2 separate regions of the Homo sapiens genome follow, and region 2 is linked to region 1. Evidence: read pairs that join two places in POLR2A ChIA-PET (ENCODE). Cell type or tissue: OCI-LY7. All regions are shown on one strand.

Region 1 (4,000 bases):
ACAGTGTGGGGACTGAAGGATGAGGAGAGAATACACAGAGCTCAATAGAAGACCAGTGAAAAAGTTCAGGTATCAAGTGATGAAATCCATTCATCAGAATAGTAGCAACCAGAATGGACACTTGAAACCAAGACCACAGTTCCTGGGGACTGATAAGATGTGGAGGATGAAGAAAGAGAGAGAAATCAAAGACTATTCCAATGCTTTGGTTATCAGGGACCAGAAGAATGGTTATCCCATTGAATAAGTGGAAATGTTATAAAATGAAGTCAGTTTGTGAACAAACATCAGTTTTGGATATATTGGGTTTAGAGGCATGAGCTAAGAGTAGAGATGTGAGAAGTTCAAAATTCCACACCAAAGCACAGACCTAGAGCCCCGACTTAAGATATAGATGGAGCTAGAGCTCAATGATTAACAGGTGATTGAAAAGAACTGGCCAAGGCCTACTTCCGTGAGGAAATACTGCCCACAAGCAGTGATAGAAGAGAAGTCATGCAAGACAGAAAAAAGTGATACAACAGAGAGATTAGAATCCCACTTTTTCTAATACTTGATAAGCTTGAGAGAGTAACTTAAACTCTACTTCTTCATCTGATAAATAAGACACCTACCACTATAAGGTTGTTGACAAGACTAAGTGAGATTAAGTGATAAAGTATGCAAATCACATTTAGCAACCTAAAAACCAGAGTAGGAAAACAAGAAAAAGAGCTATCATAAAAAGCAGGGGCTTGTTTTTCAAGGTAAAATCAGAGAATGGAACTGGTCAAAGGAATATTTTAGCAAATGCCAATAGTCTGAAATGTAAGAAAGTACAGTGCGTAACACACAAAAAGTTACGGACCCACTCACTGCAGCAATTATCTCATCAGGGGAAGAATTCAAGAATGCCTTTGTGCTTGCTATTCTCTCTCCCTGGAATGCTATTCCCCCTCTGGATTGTGCTAAAATATCACCTCGTCAAAGACACCCTGACCCTATCTGAACTATTATTCTTATTATTCTCTACCCTTTTATCCTGCTTCATTTTTGTTTACTGTAATACTACTAACAATATTACATATTTGTTTGCTATTAGTTTCAATCATAGGAAAAGGAACTTTGTTTTCTGAGATATCCCCAAAATCTGGCCATAGTAGGCACTCAATAAATATAAATTAAAAACTCAAACTACCTCATCATAAAGAGTAAATGCATTTGGATTTGGTAGAACACTACAGAAATGCAACATAAAGTGAATTTCCTTCTCTGGATCACCTTGAAAAAACCTGCCTGATCTTAAGAAAGAAGTTCAGTGGTCTTCATAAGCACTACTAGTGTAAATCCGTAACAGCCATAGATGAGTAAACTTACAGTCACCTTCAGAAAAGCACATTTACTAATAGTTACTGCATGCCTACCATGTACATCAGAAACAAAAGGTTTGGGGCATTTTGCAGGGAGTAGGTGGAGTGATTTCCCAGCATCAGAAATTTTTTAAACTACTACATAAATGCTACCTATTTCCAGAATTCACTTCTCAAGTTCCCAAATGCACCTCAAAGTTGTCTCTATATGTAACACTTCCTTCAACACACATTGATCCACATGTCTTCTTTCACCATTACCTTGTTTGTGGGCCATTATTACTCCTAAATATTTTAAATGTCTTTGTCTATCACTGGGGAGATTCACCTGTGATATGAGAGATGCCCAATGTACATTTAGTTAAACAAAAATAAGAATACACTCCAATGCACTATAACAGACAAACAAATGAATACTGGGTATCCTGTAGCAAGGTTCCAAATTCACAGCAATTGAATCTTAGAAAGAACATTAAAGGTCATCCGGTCCAGCGGACTGCAAATGTCAGGCTTCAGTGAACTTTTTACTGATCTATGTCAAAATGAGGACAATGTAATAAGTTTTCATAAGGCTAAGTTTTTTAAATTTAAAGACAATCCTTTAGTCAGATTATATTCTTCCTTATATTTGAGGAAGGATACTAAAATGTTTTTTTCTTTCATAAAAAGATGGTGATAGTTGATCATTGTTGTTTCATAAATAATTCTTTTACTTAGCAAAACAAAAAACTTAGCAATTGTTAGACTTCAATTGTTTTTTTCTTTTTTTAATTTTACAGGTCAGTTAAATTCAAAAATGTGAGAACCTCTGCTCTAATCCAACCAATTTTCTGCTGCCTAAATGCCTTAGAACATGGTCAACAAGTTGTTTTTCTGCCTATGCATGACCACCTCTGACGACAAGTCTCTAGTAATGTGGAACCATCAACTGAAAAAAGATATGGTTCTATCTGAGGGATGTTTGCTTAGTTTTGTGAAGGAAAAGCAAAAAAATCAAGGCTTACAGAGAGTAAGCCGACTTGTGAAAATGGAGCCAGTAAAAAAACAAGTGCCAAGAAGACTGATCAGTAAGAGAAGATCAGAGGGATGCACTCAGGCCTATACCTCACAGTCTTCCTTCAACTTATTATGAAAATCCTTTATACAAATAACTATAAAAGCCAGACTGTAAAATACATTCCTGAGGTCAGGGCTGGTCAATTTACATTTCCTTTTGCACATCTCAGTTTACCATCTGAAATTCCTTTACTAATCTACATCTAAACTACATCTCTCAATTTACTACCTGAAATTCCTTTACTAAGCTACATCTTTTAGTTACACATCTTTCAGGTTTGATCAGAAGCAAATGTAACACAGTCTCAATATCACCCAGACCCAGAATGCAACAGAATCTAAATGCCACATATACTCAAGTATGCAAAAAACAATAAGCACAAATATATAGTCCAACGACAATTTTTAATTATATGAGAATTAAAAAGGATGAAAGTTGGAGGCAAGGAATAGAAAAAGCACAAAAGATCAAAAGCTAATTTCAAGGAGTCCATCCTGAAGGAACCAGGAATGGTGGGTACAGATGCCTGACCTCCCTCCAAGACAATGTGCCAACAGGCCAGTGGAGAACAAGGTGGGATCTGAGAACAATGTAAATTTGGATGTTAAAAGAGAACACAAGCAAAAGCACCACGCACAGTGCCAGGCAGAGACAGGCATTCAAATATTTGCACATTGAATGAATTAATAAACAGACACTTACACAAAGAGAATCTGGGGCCGTGCTTCCAACCATACCATAAGGCACTTTAAGTCCAGGTCATCTTTCTTTGACTTAAAGCTCAGGCTAAAAATCTAACTTCATGAAAAGCTGAGTCTTCCTAATAGTTTCCACTGGCCTCTGTTCTAGCCCAGCTCTGGCAGTGAGGCCCGGTAAAGTTCCTTCCTAAAGACACTGCCTGCAAGTCTCAAATCCGGCACACGGGATCCATGGTGGAGGGATGTTAATGGGAGTGGAGGCAAACAGGCCAAGGGGTGGCAAGGAAAAAAACTATTTCTGATCCACAGAATGGCAAATAACACCATAACGAGTTCTTGAATTAGGTTTAATCCTGGACAGAACCAAATGAAAATAAAAACCTACTTGTATTTATAATTAAATAGACAGAAACAATGAAAAAGTCTCACCAACTTTAGCCACCCCTGATTGAAAGGAGTTTTAACAATTCTTTCATCCATGCTGGCATTCCAAGTTTTCCATTATATCTCAGCCTCTCATTGTTCCAGCACTATTGATGGAATCTCAATGCCAAAAATGGCGCTGGTCATCAAAATTATGATTAGCTGATCTACCCTAGAGTCAGTTTATCAATGTTTCAATGCATACATCAATTCTATTTTTTATTATTTCAATTTAAATCATCTGTGTCTCTATTCCCTCCCTCCCTCCAGAGGCTGCTTTCCCACACCCTTCTTTTCACCTGCATTCTAAGTATTCCCTTGTTCTTTCCTTTAGCTCCCTCTGTTCCAAAAGTAAAAACGAACTGCAGGAACTTATGTAGAAGGCAGGTTTACTACAGATAGCATACCTACATGTTACATATTATATACCATATGTTGGCTAAATACAGCTAGCATATCCTGCTTTAAGTGCT
Region 2 (4,000 bases), 75 kb before region 1:
ATCCTACAAATATACTTGACCACTCATGAAATGACACACTCTGAGTTATTCACTGTAGCACTGCTTTTAACAACTACAAAAGAGAGTTCATCAGTAGACACTAGTTTAAAACATAGTATATCCATACAATGGAATATTCTGCATCTGTAAAAATGAACAAGGAAGCTCATGATATGAAAAAAGCTTTAGGAAATACTGTCAGCTTAGAAAGGAAGAACGACAGATGTGAGAATGCATTTTTTCAGTGGCTAGATTGTTTGTTCTATGAACCATGTGAATGGATTACTTATCCTCTCCATGCAAGAAAACAAAACAAAACCGAGAAACTAATAATAGTGATTATCTTTAGAGGGGAGAGAAATGAGGAACAAGGGTGAAAGGATGACTCTTTCAATGTATACCGTTCAAATATTTTTAAATCCTCATGTATATGGTAAAATGATCTTTGACAAGAGTGCCAAGACCACTCAATGGGAAAAGAACAATCTCTTCAACAAATTGTGCTAGGAAAACTAGACATCCACATAGAAAAGAATGAAGGTGGATCATATACGCCATACACAAAAATTAATTCAAAATGGACTAAGGATCTAAATGTAAGACTCAAAACTATAAAATTCCTAGAAGTAAACACAGGGGGGAAAGTTTCGTGACACTGGATTTGTCAATAATTTCTTGGAAATGACACCAAAAGCTCAGGCAACGAAGACAAATGGGACTACATCAAAGTTAAAAGTTCAGTGCATCAAAGGACACAATAAAGAAAAAAGGCAACCTGTAGAAGAGAAGAAAATATTTGCAAGTCATGTATCTGACAAAGAGTTAATATCCAGAATATAAAAATATCTCCTACAACTCAACAACAACAAAAATCAAATAACCCAATTTAAAAATGAGCAAAGGACTGGAATAAACGTTTCTCCAAAGACGATATACAAATTGCCAATAAGCGTATGAATAGATGATAGATGTTCAACATAACTAATCATCAGAGAAAATACAACTCAAAACCACAATGAGATATTACCCCACACCCATTAGGGTGGCTACTAGCAAACAAACAAACAAACCAGAAAATAACAATTGTTGGCAAAGATGTTAAGATACTAGAAACCTTGTGCACTGTTGGTAAGATTATAAAATAATGCAACTATTATAAAAAAAAGCATGGAGGTTACTCGAAAAATTAAAAGTAGAACTACCATATGATCCAACAATCCCACTTCTGTGTATATATCCAGAAGAATGGAAAGCAGGGTCTTGAAGACATATTTGTACACCCATGTTCACAGAAGCATGACTCACAATAGCAAGAGGCAGAAGCAGGTATCCACTGATTAATGAATGGATAAATGAAATTGGTATATACATACACTATATATACATACAATTCCTTAAAAAGGAAGGAAATCCTGTCACAATGCAACATGGATGAAGCTTGAGAACATTATGCTAAGTGTAGTGAGCCAGTCACAAAAATAAAAAAATACTGTATGATTCCACTAATATGAGGTATCTAAAGGAGTCAAATTTATAGAAACAGGAAGTATAATAATACTTGCCAGGGACAGCGGAAAGTAGAAAAGACGAGTTGTTTAAAAGGTACAGAGTTTCAGTTTTGCAAAATGAAGACGTTCTAGAGATCTGTTTCACAATAAAGCAAGTACTTATACATGACACTACTGAGTGGAACACTTAAAATGGCTAAGGTGGTAAATTTCATGTTATATGTTCCTTAACACAAATATTTTTAAAAGTTTATAACCATTTGAAAACACTGGTGATGAAAATTAAAAAACAAAAATAAAAACAAAGCAAGCAACTAGATCCAACTACTTTCCTTCCCCAGTGAGAAAGGAAGTGTTGCTATAGACAGTCAATGCATGTCACTGTCTTGACTTCAGTGGACAAATACCTGCTCTGCTAAAAAAGAAAGATCACTGGGTTAACATCCCTATGTTTGGCTGCTGTCCTACCTTGTCAGCCTCCACACCAGACTTCTCAAGAGCAGATCTCAATTCTGAAGCCTCTGCGTGCTGATGCACACTCACATCTTTATGTTATGGCATAGCCTCTGGCTCAATTTTACCTTGAAATAGTTCTTTGGAAGTCTTTTTCTTGGCATTGGTCCTTCTCAACCTCTCTGCTGATTTTAAGCTTAATGGCCTTCTCTACTGGTTAGGATTCTATATATGTTTCTACCTTTCTGACCACTGAATCTGCCTCCTTTACCTCCCTAAAACTAGGTATTACTATGGTCCTGCCTGCCTTCAGCCTCCTTTTGATTCTCCACTTGTTCTGTCTTAACTATCTAATGTATATTACTGTCCACAGTTATCTTTATTACCCTAATATTGTTGCTCCCAGATCCAACCTCTCCCCCCAAACCCCAATGTTTGAATTTCTAGCTGTCTGTTAGTCTCCATATGAATATGATCTAATCATCATGGCTCTTTTAAACAAGACAGAGCCACCCATACACCATGAAACCAGTACCACATACAAGCAGTCCTCTAAAACCTTCAGATTAATTACTACCTTGGGCCACTTACCTTGGCCTGTTTTGAGCTCTGTGGTCTGACTTTTCATCATTGTGCATTTTTCCACTGATGCTATGCTTCACTCTTTGGCCTGATACTTTGATAAAGATTCTCTAATGTCTGTTGATATTCCTCTCAACATAAATCAAGTTCTTCCTCTGGCCAAGCTGTCTTTGGCTACTGTTAAACATCTTGCCCAATCTGAGAACCTTTAAATTGATACTGCACTTCACTGCTGGCTCTCCCTCAAGCAAACAAGATGAGGATATACCTACGTTTCAAACCGTTTCAGTGACCTCCTCCAGACACCTGCTGGACCTCCCGTGTTCCCTTTGTATCCTAATGGCTTCACTCTGATTCCAAGGATGAATGAAGTCTTAGTCACAGTCATTTTTGCCTCCCTCCCTCTATTATGTGATTAAAAACATAAAATTTACCACCGTAACCATTTTTAAGTGTAAAGTTTAACAGTGTTAAGTATATCCACACTGGGCCAGGCATGGCGGCTCATGCCTGTAATCCCAGCACTTTGGGAGGCCGAGGCAGGTGGAACACCTGAGGTCAAAAGTTCGATACCAGCCTGGCCAACATGATGAAACCCCGTCTCTACTAAAAATACAAAAATTAGCCAGGAATGGTGGCGGGAACCTGTAATCCCAGCTACTTGGGAGGCTGAGGCAGGAGAATTGCTTGAACCCAGGAGGCAGAGGTTGCAGTGAGCCTAGATTGCACCACTGCACTCTAGCCTAGGGAACAAGAACGAAACTCCATCTCAAAAAAAGTAGTATATTCACACTGTTATGAAAAAGATCTAACATTTTCATCTTGCAAATATGAAATTCATTAAGTAACTACCCTTTCCCTCATCATCCCACTCTTTTTTAACCCCTAATGTGAATTATTTCATAAACCCTGTTAATTCTTTCTCAGTAATGCCATAAAAATCATAAGATTTAATGGTATAAGAGATCTGAAAGGTCACCTGACACAGCTTCTATAATATGTATTCGTAACCTCAAAAATTTTCACAATAAATGGTTATCTGGCTGTAGTTTACACACATCAACAGATGGCAAGACAGTCATATCATCCTTGAACACTGATAAGGTTTGGCTCTGTGTCCCCATCCAAATCTCATCTTGTAACTCCCATAATTCCCATGTGTTGTGGGAGGGACCTGGTGGGAGATGATTGAATTATGTGGGCAGGTCTTTCTCATGCTGTTCTCATGATAGTGAATGAGTCTCACGAGATCTGACGGTTTTAAAAATGGGAGTTTCCTTGCACAAGCTCTGTTTGCCTGCTGCCATCCATGTAGGATGTGACTTGCTTCTCCTTACATTCCACCATGATTGTGAGGCCTCCCCAGCCATGTGGAACTGTTAAGTCCAATAAACCTTTCTTTTGTAAATTGCCGAGTCTCAGATATGTCTTTATCAGCAGTGTGAAAATGAACCAGT

What was found. Peaks named below come from ENCODE experiments on the same cell type or tissue, not always from the same donor. Only the 100,000 strongest peaks of a DNase experiment are listed, where the experiment ranks them.
Region 2: POLR2A ChIA-PET joins it to region 1 with 5 read pairs; 2 of 35 experiments call an interaction of 5 or more read pairs at or near these places.

The regions. Positions count from the first base shown.
Region 1 is chr4:165,209,289-165,213,288 of GRCh38, reverse strand. All of the region lies in intron 1 of KLHL2 (kelch like family member 2), which reads right to left. Among named protein-coding and RNA genes, the nearest start is that of KLHL2, 3.7 kb to the right of the region's middle. In OCI-LY7, no CTCF peak of the experiment used is centred here; no DNase peak of the experiment used is centred here; H3K4me3 peaks cover 475 bases.
Region 2 is chr4:165,284,738-165,288,737 of GRCh38, reverse strand. The region is part of intron 5 of KLHL2 (kelch like family member 2); the gene reads right to left. Among named protein-coding and RNA genes, the nearest start is that of GK3, 7.0 kb to the right of the region's middle. In OCI-LY7, no CTCF peak of the experiment used is centred here; a DNase peak (open chromatin) is centred at 1,577; H3K4me3 peaks cover 879 bases; H3K27ac peaks cover 1,144 bases.